Linked DNA regions of Homo sapiens: region 1 is linked to region 2. Evidence: chromatin contacts called from ENCODE Hi-C or POLR2A ChIA-PET data. All regions are on one chromosome and are shown on one strand. The core of a region is the stretch at or near the end of the contact, and the rest is flanking DNA. Distances in the headings are between cores, read along the strand shown. Region 1 overlaps LINC02981 (long intergenic non-protein coding RNA 2981). Region 2 overlaps LINC02981 (long intergenic non-protein coding RNA 2981).

The links. Hi-C counts contacts between places; a loop is a spot of excess contacts on that map. ChIA-PET counts read pairs that join two places held with the same protein, here RNA polymerase II (POLR2A). Pooled maps may share reads with other maps.
Region 1: a loop to region 2 is called in a map of DLD1, with 5 times the contacts of the local background. The contact joins two enhancer-like sites. A Hi-C loop is called at or near these places in 4 of 168 maps with a recorded cell type or tissue (DLD1, PC-3, endothelial cell of umbilical vein and 1 more), 1 of 37 single-sample maps with no recorded cell type and 1 of 50 pooled maps. POLR2A ChIA-PET finds 5 or more read pairs at or near these places in 3 of 52 experiments (Caco-2, MCF 10A and activated CD4-positive, alpha-beta T cell).

Annotation. Positions count from the first base shown.
Region 1 is chr7:26,447,426-26,452,893 of GRCh38, reverse strand. All of the region lies in intron 1 of LINC02981 (long intergenic non-protein coding RNA 2981), which reads right to left. Among named protein-coding and RNA genes, the nearest start is that of SNX10-AS1, 51 kb to the right of the region's middle. Within about 2 kb of position 3,378, at least 4 of the 41 ENCODE cell types and tissues checked have a DNase peak (open chromatin) inside an H3K27ac peak, as active enhancers do; they include PC-3, where a contact is called at or near this core.
Region 2 is chr7:26,486,221-26,492,192 of GRCh38, reverse strand. The region is part of intron 1 of LINC02981 (long intergenic non-protein coding RNA 2981); the gene reads right to left. Among named protein-coding and RNA genes, the nearest start is that of KIAA0087, 50 kb to the left of the region's middle. Within about 2 kb of position 1,382, at least 2 of the 41 ENCODE cell types and tissues checked have a DNase peak (open chromatin) inside an H3K27ac peak, as active enhancers do; they include PC-3, where a contact is called at or near this core.

The DNA.
Region 1 (5,468 bases), core at 2,129-4,628, 41 kb after region 2:
TCATGGAACATTTCAAGGCAAATGGTCTGGGCTGGGTGAAGCTCTGCCACATGTGGCCATTTAGGCCCATGTCTGTCCATCCAGTTGCTCTGCCACCCTCCAGAGTGTGTCCTTGTCTGCACAGTCAGGCTGATCATGGGCACCGCCACGCTCCTGTCCTCAGGAGGGAAAGGTGGGTACACATCTAGGGCTGGGGAATGCATTCCGAGCAAATGAGGCAGAAGCTAAACACATCACTTCCTCTCCCACTCTTCAGGTGATGTCTTAGCACTCAGCAGCACAGCCGCAAGGGAAGCTGGGACGTGTGGCCTAGCTGGGCATCTAGCAAAGCCAGCAATACCAGCTTAGAGCAGGGCCTCCTGCAAGGCCCAGATGACTGAAGTACCTGCTCCCATGGAGTTTATAGTCAGGTGGGGAAGCACAGAGATAGGTAAAGAAGTCATGACCAAATGTAAAGGCCCAGGAGAGAATGAAAATGGTGCTGTAACAAAGACTGATATGGAGTGAGACAATACAGAAGGGTTTGTGGGGAACAAGTGTAGACCAGGTGGTCAGGTGAGGGTTAAGCTGAGACCTAAAGGGGAGGAATGCATGGATGCATGCCAAAACAAACAAACAAACAGAAAAAAAAAAGAATGCACTAGACAGAAATACCTGATGCACAAAGTCCCTGGAGGCTGAAAGTTGGGCATGTATGAGGCCAGACCAGAGAGCGGGGCTGGAGCAGAGCGAGGTTGGGAGGGGAAGAGCAAGGCTGGCAGGGGAGGAGCTTCAAGCCAGGCATGTAAAGGGAGCACAGCAGGATCCCAAAGGCCCTCGAAGGCCTGGATGAGGAACCTGGATATCTGAAGTGCAATGGGAAGGCAGGTTATGGGACATGATTTACATTTTTAAATATCCTGTGGCCGCTGTGGGGAGAATGCAGCCATCGGTGTAATCCACCTGTTATTCTGAGAAGGGAACTCTAAGGCCTAGAAAGTGAAGGTTTAAATCTTGTCTCTAAAGAATAATTTTAAGATGAGAAATGAATCCCCTGGTAGCCAAAGCTTCTTTGGGTTTTCAGAGGGTCTTCTGAGACCAGCCATCCAGGACAGCGGCCCGAGGCCATGATCAAAAGTCCAGAGCCTTCAAACCAGCTTTGCTGGAAGAAAGATGAGGTAGGAAGCAGGTTGTGGGAGGGGTAGTGATGGGGTTTATGTCTAAGCCACTTCTTATCTCCAGCAGAGGTGCTGCTTACACTTTTGGATTCCAAGTTTGTTTACTTGACTTGAAAATGCAGGTAGCTGCGATGCGAAAGTTCGTTTCTCTCCAGGATATGGGATACAAAAAGCAGAAATACAAAAAGTAGAAACACATTTTCTGGTTTTGTTTATCTTAACGTGAAAAATAATATACATCACAATAAAAATAATATACATCACACATCACACGCTGGGGCCTGTTATGGGATGGGGGTGGGGGGAGGAATAGCATTAGGAGAAATACCTAATGTAAATGACGAGTTGATGGGTGCAGCAAACCAACATGGCACATGTATACCTATGTAACAAACCTGCACGTTGTGCACATGTACCCTAGAACTTAAAGTATAAGAAAAAAAATTAATTAAATAATTAAAAAAAGAAAAAATATATATAGATTTACTTGTAACAGAATGGTAGGCAAATACATCTAGATTGTCTACATCTTTTAAAATGCAGTCTTGGATTTACAAATACGTGCAGATGTCAATAATACCTGACATAATTTTTACTAGTTTACAAAATCATTGCCTACATTACCTTATACAGGTACTTGGTTGAGTTGAATTTTCTATAAATGATTCTTAATAAGTAAATGAGATTAATGGACTAAAAATTGAAATTTGTAAATGCCTCCATTACCTATTCATGCATCATAAGCATTTAGTCTTTTAAAAAATTTAGTAGGCCCTGATGATTCAAAAGGCCTTGATTTCTTGAGCCCTTTGTTTGTAAAATGGTGACAAATTTGGATGAAATGCTGCATGTTGGTAATACTGAAACCTTGCAGATAAAGGGTTATTTCAAACCTTTCTTATGAGAATATACATGCAAACTGTGTTTGTGTTAACTCAAATTCTAAATTAGTTGCAGTGTGAACTAATCATTTCAAGCATTAAAGCTTGGCCTTGGGATGAAATTAAAGGAGAAACATTTAGGCAGCATCATTGGAGAATTACCCTCAAAGTAAGATCACTAAATCCTTAAACATTTTCCTAAGGGAAAAAGTGGAAGTATCATCAGTTTCTAATTCTAAGTAGAAAAAAAAAAATTAGCCTGTGGACCAGAGGAAACAGCCTTGTGTCAGAACACTGAATTATGTTGTTTCTACCTCTCCTTTTCATTGTAACTAATGAATCCTAATATAGGCAATAAAGACATATAAAAGAGAAATCTACATTGTAGGTCTCTGATTTATCATCCACAGAACAACTGAAGTAACTGTTCTGGGATGGGGGTATTACCTGGGTATCTATGCCCCAAATATACAAACCCCTGCATGGCAGGTATTTCTAAAAATTTGTGCACAAAAAAATCGGCTGGGTGCAGTAGCTCATGCCTGTAATCCCAGAACTTTGGGAAGCCGAGGCAGGAGGATTCCTTAAGCCCAGTATTTTAAGATCAGCCTGGGCAAATTAGCAAGATCCCATCTTTATTTTTTTAATTATTAAAAAATTTTTTTAAAAATTTTAGAAAGATGTATTTTAAAAATGAGTATAAGAGAAGCAATGCAGGAGGGAAAGAATGAAAGAAAAACAGCAGAAGACAAAGCAGTAGAGGATAGCACTTACAGATCACTCCTGACTCACCCCTGGAAAACATTCACTCAGTTGTTTGCTGGGGAGCACACCTCCCTTCCTCCCAGGCATCCATTCAATCATCTAAAACATTTACTGAACTGGACACAGAGCTGGGCCCTGAGACTACAGACATGAGTCAGACATGGTCCCTACCCTCCAGGAAATCACAGTCTTGCCAAAATACAAACACAAAAAGTGAACGTCTGAAAAGAGCTCTAAGAAGAAAGTGTCGAGTGCTGAGCGAGCCTAGAAGAGGAGGCTGTTCCTCTGCCTGTGAGGACAGGCGGGAATTGGCTGACCCTGAATGAGGAGTATGCTTTCCCCAAGCAGCAAAGAGGCAAGGACCTGGAGCTGCTGAGGAGAGTCACAGGAGAGGAAGCTCAGGCGAAGGTGAGGGCTGGGCTGTGAATAACCTGAGCAACGGACTGAGCAGTTAGGCTACATTCTGCAGCCAGAGAGGACCCACGGCAGCTTTTAAATCAGAGGAGTGGCATGATGGTGTCTGGGTTTTGGAAAGGCCAGTGGCAGCAGCATGAATCGTATGACCTTGGGACGTGCCCTGGGCAGATGATCCTCTTCCCCAGGGCAGCTGTCCTCAACGTGAAGGCTTTTCCCTGTTCTAGATCAGTGACTTCATCCTGGGATATAACAACTTCCTGTACTCACAGATTCTAGGAATCATTTAATGGGCGCAGTGAGGATGGCTCATCCAGGACCTCAGCAGGAAATATCCAAAGTATTTTGATATTTGACTGGAGTGACTCCATGACTAGGAGCTGGAATCATCTGCAGTCTGGCCTGGATGGCTCAAAGTCCAGGACTGCTGGCTGGAGTTCCTCACAAGGGCATGCTCAAAGCTCATGCCCAGTGCATCTCACAGGGAGTCGGGAGTCAAAAATATGGAAGCTCAGTGTCTTTTAGTATCTTATGTCTGAGAGAAGGATCTGTAAAAGGATTGCTTGCCATATTTACGTATTTTTGTTTTATTTCTTACTGCATCATTTAGCTGTGACCTCCATAAAAGAGGTCTCCAAGATGTGACCTGGTCATCCCTTTTCAACCTCAGCTCCCACCCACATACCCCAAACTCTGCAGCAACCAGTTGCTTGGAGTTGCCCATAAACATTCTCTCCTTTTTCCCGTCTTGCCTTTTCACAGACTGTTTCCTCCACCCGGAATGCGCCCTACATGCCTGGCAACCTCCTACTTCCCTTTCACGATTCAACCCTAACATCTTCTGGTCTCAGAAGCCTTTGCTGAGTCCCCAGGCACAGTTGTGCCTTCCTCCTCCCCACACCCCTACACCTGGTGTTCCATTATATTCTATACTTAGCACTCTGCTGCAATTAATTGTCTTCACAACCACCTCTCTCACTAGCCTATGAGCCCTCAAAACTCTTGAAGGGTGGAGAATCTGTTATTCTTCTTTGTCATCTCTCCAGCTCACAAACATAGTAAGCACATTGGAGATGTTTAACCAATGTGGACTTTTCATAGTGACTTTCAAGTTAACCTTCATGTTCTTACAGCATTTTATAAGGCTTATATTAAGAAAGCCCTCTTCAGCCTGGGCAACATAGTGAGACTTTATCTCTACAAAAAAATTTAAAAATTAGCCAGGCATGGTGGCACATACCTATAGTCCCAGCTACTCGGGAGGCTAAGGCAGGAAAATTGGTTGAGCCCCAAGGGTTAGAGTCTGTAGTGATCTATGATCATACCACTCACTGCACTCCAGCCTGGGCAACAGAGCAAGACCCCATCTCTGGGGGTTAAAAAAAAAAAAGGAAAGAAAAGCCCTCTTAACATCTCATCATCTACATGCAACAATCCTGCATGTATTGGCCCCATTTAGAGATGAGAAAACAGAGATTCAGAGGCATGTGGTGATTTGCCCAAAGACACTGACCAAGAAAGTGACAGAGCTAAGACTTCTCTTCCTCTGCCGTCTGATCTACTCAGAGCTCTTGGATAACATGGTGCCACAAAGTGCCCAACCTCAAGTTCAAAGACTTACTTTGGACATAATTTCTTTCCAGTGTCTAGGGCTGTACCTGCTCCTCTGCATACTCCAGTCCCATTGGTTTCTGTTTGAGCACCATGTGTTGGGGCAAGCCCAAGGGCAGGACTCTCAGAACAAGGGCAAGGGGGAACTGCGGGAAGTCATTCAGGATGGCCTCGGGAAGCCTGACTTAAGTTCAAATTGTGAACAAGTCAGTGAGCTAAGGCTGCAGCCGGGACTGCAGTGGAAGGGGGAGGGATGAGATCTTGAATTATTTCTTTTGCAACCCTGTCCCTGGCATCACTTTGTGTAGCAAAGCTTACCTTAGAGTCCATGTCCTACTGAAATCACCATAAGATCAGATCTATCAGAGCCCAAATTAATGAGATTTCTAGGTGTTTATGAGTTGTCTTCATTTCAATTTAATTTTTCGAACAGGAAATATATTTACAGAGTTTGAAATTCCAAAGGCACAAGAGGATATACAGTAAAAAGTTTTCTTCCCACTCTTGTCTCTCACCACCAATTTCCTTTCTACAAAGGTATTTCATGAATATTCAGGGAAATACAAGCATTTATATATGCATACATACATACACACACATATTCTTTTTCTCTCATTTTCATATGAAGGGCAGACTATTT
Region 2 (5,972 bases), core at 133-2,632:
GACACTATGCTGAAAGCTTTACAATTATTATTCCATTTATTTTTCACAAGAATCTTGTGAGGTAAATATCAACTCATTTTCAGATGAGGAAATCAAAGCTCGGAGATGTTGAACAAATTATTCAAGGTCCCACTGTCTGGTGTAACAGGAAGTTAAACCTGTCTCCCACCCTCCTCACTGCCATCTCCAAAAGCTGAGCTCCTAAACACAGTATTTTTCTGCTTTTCTCTCCCATTATTCGAGGCCAGAAGCAGGAACCAGAACACGCAAAGGAAAGAGGGACAGAAAGTGAGCTGGATTTTCACACCCCCAGCCCTGGCGATGGGCTCTTGGAGCTGGGCCAGGTGCCTGGAGGAGGCAAGTCCCCTGCAAGTCTCCAGCTAAGTGGCCCATCGCCTTGAGATTCTACCCATCAAGATGCTCCCCTCCCTCCTCTCTGACTCTTGGCCACATCTTTCAGAATAGGGTCTGGAGGGATGGTGCATAGAAGTACAATTTCGAAGTATAGTTGTTAGGTGAGGATAATGTCACGGATCACACCTCATCATTTCATTTACAGGTTTCTTTGTTTATCCAAGATGGGTGCGTACAGCTGCCCTTAAAGCTGGGTCACTAAGTCCTTTACTATGAATAATCTCACTGTGTGTGGGGGGGGTGTGTGTCTGCGTGTGTGTGCATGTTCCTTCAGAGTAGCTTAGCTGAATCCACCTGGAATTATGCCAGCAGAGCTTTTAAACATATTTCTCTGTGGAGCAAGTTGCTTTAGCATATATAGCAGGTGACACCTATGGGTGGGAATGTTCTACAAGGAGAAAACGCTGCACCTCCTGGTACTTTTCCACTGTGAGGCTCTAAGAAATCAAGCCCCTCTTCGGTCTCAGAAAACCTACTCATGAGCCAGTCTGTGGGCGTTAATGGGCTGGATAATCCCAAAAAAGCATATGGTTCAGGAGGGAACTGGAAATGGAGCATTCCCAGAAGCCACTCGGTTTATCAGTATCATTCAGTCAGCCAGATGGCCTGAGGGAGCATCTTATGAGAGGTGTGGAAAGTATGAAATTGCAGCAGACCCTGCCCTCCCTGTCCTGTCATCCAGTTAGGGAGATGCCCTGTGCATATCCAGTGAGCCGCCCAGGCAGGGATAGGTGTCAAATAAACACCACAGGCCATGAGGACTAGGAGTGCTCAGGGACTAGAGAGGCTCTCCAAGGGCTAGGCTTTCTGGAAAAGCTTAGGGAATAGGTGGAAAACACCCAATGCCTTGCGGGATGGCTCAGAGAGGTGGAGAAGGGAGGAGCCTCAGGAGAGGTGGGGACACTTTGTACATGTATGACAGGAGCACACTCGTCCCAGCCCAGTGACTGAGGCTCAGATTCGGCAGACTCAGCAGGGCAGCTGTTGGGCATGCAGCCATTCCTGCTTGCTCCTCCATGGCATGGTGCACCCAGAGCTGCCTCACAGGCTGCTGAGTTATGTCTTTTAAGCCAACACTTGGCTTCTGCCCTGAGCTAAGCTTCTGACTGGCTTTGTGAAGGATTACCATGGTATTTCCAATCCTTCACACAGCATCTTTGTGATCCAAACCAAAAGTGCTTTTGGCTCAAGTCTCGCAGGTTCCCAAACCCACCCATCACTAGTATTCTTACTTTCTTCTCTGAGCATCTCAAATTTGCATTTTCTTTTCTGTGTCATTCGCTACTGCCTCACCCCAGGCACTATCCCCTGCAGGGCTCACCACATTTAGATTACTATGGCCTCTCCCACTGCCCCAGCTGGTCTTCATAAGAAACTCATTCACTAAAAGATTTGAAAATGTGCACACCTTTTGACCCATTAATTCCATTTTTCAAAATTTATCGATGACTAACTTATCTTTTCTACTCATTCTTTTGTTTGTTCATTCAGTGTGAACCAGGAGACTTTCTAAGTGCCAGGGCTACACAATGATGAACAAGCCAGAAACTCCAGGCCCTGACAGAGCTTATAGTCTAGGTCATTTGTTTGTTTTTCCCCTCAATACACACACATACATATATATATATATATGCGCCCTTGGGCAAGACACATCTGTCGTGCTCTGAGAGATAGTATGCGGTCACTGTGTCATACCATAAAATAAAAGCCCATTGACCACACCGCAGACACAAAATGACAGTTGCAGAGGGAATAAGAAGGAAAACTGTTTCAGGTTAGGTTTTCAAACAGTGTGCCACACCCCAAGAGCCTCAGGGGTGGGCTGGAACTGGGTGGGATGTGGGCACTGGCAGAAAGAGGAAGGGACACTTCATTTGTGTATCACCTGCGGGACTCTCCTGTTCTCAGCACCCCCCTGCCCCACCTCTCCAACCAAGCAGTTCTTCATCATTTTCTCCATGGCACTCAGGGGCTTCTTAGTAAGATCTATTACTATTTGAACAGAATGTTCTGTGACTGAAAAAGTTTGAAACCACTAGTTGTCTCAAGGTTCTTAAAGTGCTTCTATATTTAGTCTGGAAATCTTCCAGACTAGAAGATTTCCAGCCCCCTGCTGCCCCAATTCCCTTTAAATTCTCTAGCTTTTTATGTTTCATTAATGGGCTTTAGTGATATCTGATACATGTTGGGTGTGTAATTCATGGGCAATAATATATGGACATGGACATGATAAGTAACAAAATCTCATCAACCGTGCAAACATGCTAGACACTCAAAGTCCTCAAACAATTCTGCTCAATATTTAGCAGAGGGAAAAACTAGCTTAGTTAGGAACACAACAAAAACAGCAAAAATGTTAGCAGTTTTAACAATTTGACATGCAGCCTAGATGGTGTTATTTGGCATTTTATATACTATTTGCTAAGTTTCCACAATGTGCTAGATAGCAAACTCTCTGCTCTGATTCTGGAGCCAATAGATTTTATAACCACACTTTCATCATTCACATACCACCATTGTGATTTTTTTAACTGAAGGCCACTTGTACTACTATATATTTAATTTAAGCAATTATTTTGTATTTAAATAAATTTATTTTAAAAGAAACCTTTTTATCACTACCTATACATAGAAGACCAAAAACATTTGCCATAATAGAAGGTAACTGTAACAAATTCACAACGATGAAAACAGTAATTTTTTTGTGTAGCATTTACTATCCCCTTTGGTTTCACCAGGGATATGGGCACTGCATTTTGGGAAACATTGTTTGAGCTCATACCATCACAGTATTCAGCTAAGAAATTAAAAACAGGTGTTGTTTGTCTTTGTCCCCGCCACCTCATCCTACAAACCCCCTGCTCCCGCACACCCACATCCCCGCTCCCCTCTAAGCATTCCCTTGCTCTAAGCTAGCCCACAACCAGTCATTGATAAGGTATTAAACTATCACCTTATCATTTTTGCATATGGATAACAGACGAATTTTTCAAAACTCAAATATCAGATCTTTATTGGAATTTTGGATATAATGCAAGAGAATTATATCATTTAATTCAAAGCACATACAACAGGTGATCGACTAACCACTCCTACTCATAAACCAGTCCTCATGCCTCTCCACAGGCTCATTTTTAGATTTCCCCCAAAACACAGAAATTTGCCCAAGAATGGATTAAAGCCTTCAGGGTCAGACAGATAATGGTATTTTCAGATTGTGATGACACTCTAGAAAAAAAAAATATGGCTCAACCATTTCATTAGCCTATACCTTATTGTAACCACATCTATAGCTACCTTCTTCCCCCAACCCACCCAGGAGAGCAGGAGGGGGAACTGGTCATGGAGACTGGAGATTGAATTTACATCAGTGGTGTGGTTGTCACGCATTGTTCTCTCTTACATTCTGAAAGTCTTTCCTCCCTGGCTGTTCATTATGAAATCCTCCACCCAAGGGACTTTGGGAGCATTGTGGCATGTCAGATTTTCCAGGAAGCAGACTCTGAAATAAGATTGTGTCCAGGGGGCCTATTGGAGAGTTGTCCAATAGGAACCACACCTGTGAGTGAATGCGGGCAGCAGCCTTGGGCTGCAGGAGAGGCTGAACTGGGCTGCAGTCACAGCAGAGGCCTCAGCTGGCCACACAGGGGTTGGGATGGCCCCTAGAACTGGCCCAACTGAGGCAAGGGGGTCCAGCCTTTGTATCCCCCACAGTGGCCAGTCATTGAATGCAAGATACCCCCAGGAGAGGTCATATCCTTGAGCAAGGCAGCCCTCTTTGGCCAAAGGCCAAGAGCTTCCACTGTAAGCCACCAGCAGGCAGTGCTCCTGGTAGCCGAGGGAATGATGCTTTGGTCCTGAAGGAGAATCTGGGTAGAGCCCCACAGCATCCACTGCAAGAGTAAACCCACTAGCGCCTGGCTCCCGGGACCCTCCAAGTAGTGGCAACATCAATAAACCATAGGGCCTGATTTCTAGGCAGCACCTCACAGTGATAAATGATGGATCAGTAGGCCTGCTGGCTGCAAGAGAAGCTGAGAGGCAGGTAGTGTTGGTGTGTATGTGGGGGTAGGGCAAGGGAGCAGAACACCCCTCGTGGACCTTGATATTGTGCTCTACCTTTCCGCATTCATCCCTCCTCCCCTGAAAAAGTCCTGGGCAGGAAACAAATGTGGTCCTGATGCCTATTGGGCCATCAATCTTGAGATACAGCATTCAATTTCAAAGTTATTTGACCAAAGCCAAGTTACAAATCTTGAAGGAAGCTGGCTTTGCAGAGAGACAAGGGCATTTGAAAGCATGAACTGGGGTGAACCTTATAAGCAAAAATCTCAGAAGTCCTTGGTTGCCAACAGTTAGCCAAGCACTTGCTGGACTTACTTTGTTTCCTGGGCCTATGGAAATTTTACCTACAGGTAGAATTGCCCATGCAAAAGCCCGAGAAGTAACCCTGGGGGAGAAGAGTGGCTCACACTGCAGATTTCCTCCCTGGTCTTCTTTCTTCCCCTAAAGCCAGACCATGCAAGAGAGTGATAAAGCCAAGTTCACGGCTTGTCTCCATTCATTTTGTTCTTTTTGGGAAACGGGGAGGAGCCTGGAGCATTTCTCCTTCCACATTTCCTTAAATGGGTCTGACTCAGGTAGAGAGGAGACCACCATCATTGTGTAGTAAGACAGGGGTGGGAGTGACGGGGCTTCCATAGTTACCATTTGCTGAATGCTTAGTGTGCTCGGCACCATGCTGGGTCTGCATGTATCTTCTTATTTAATCCTTACCAGCACCCGCAGAGGTAGATCAGATTATTCTCTTTTTCCCTAGATGAATCAAAGATCAAAGAAATCAAGTAATGTGCCACAAACTCACAGGCAACCACCTACTGAAAGGCAAAATTGGGACTGAAACCCAGGTCTGCCTGGCTCCAGCCCATTTCTGTTGATGGTTAAGAAGCCCCTCCCAGCACTTTAGGAGGCCAAGGCAGGTGATCACCTGAGGTCAGGAGTTTGAGACTAGCCTGGCCAACATGATGACACCCCGTCTCTACCAAAAAATACAAAAATCAGTCAGGTGTGGTGGCGCACACCTATAGTCCCAGCTACTGGGGAGGCTGAGGTGGGAAAATCTCTTGAACCCGGGAGGCAGAGGTTGCAATGAGCCTGGGTAACAGAATGAGAACCTTTCTCCAAAAAAAAAAAAAGAAGCTGCTGTTCTCCCAGGGCCATGGTGCCACACTGCAGTTGTCTTTTCACGTAAATAGGACATTTAATGGCAACTTTTGGTGCACCCGGAATTCTGTTCATCTCCACGCCCAGCTCAGATCCCCTGGGCTGAGTTTGCCTCAAGGGGCTTCTCTGCATCTCCTCAACTTGCCCAGTCACCCACTGCAGTGTCCTCAGCACACCAAGAAACCTGACAGTGTCACTCACTGACTGACAGGCTGATGCACAAGCGGTGCTGAAAGATAAATCAGCCAAGAAGAGAGCCGGCCCGTATCTTCACAAACCGGCAGCATGTCATTCCAAATCAAATGCTTGTATGTACCCTGTTGGTTCGCTGGGCC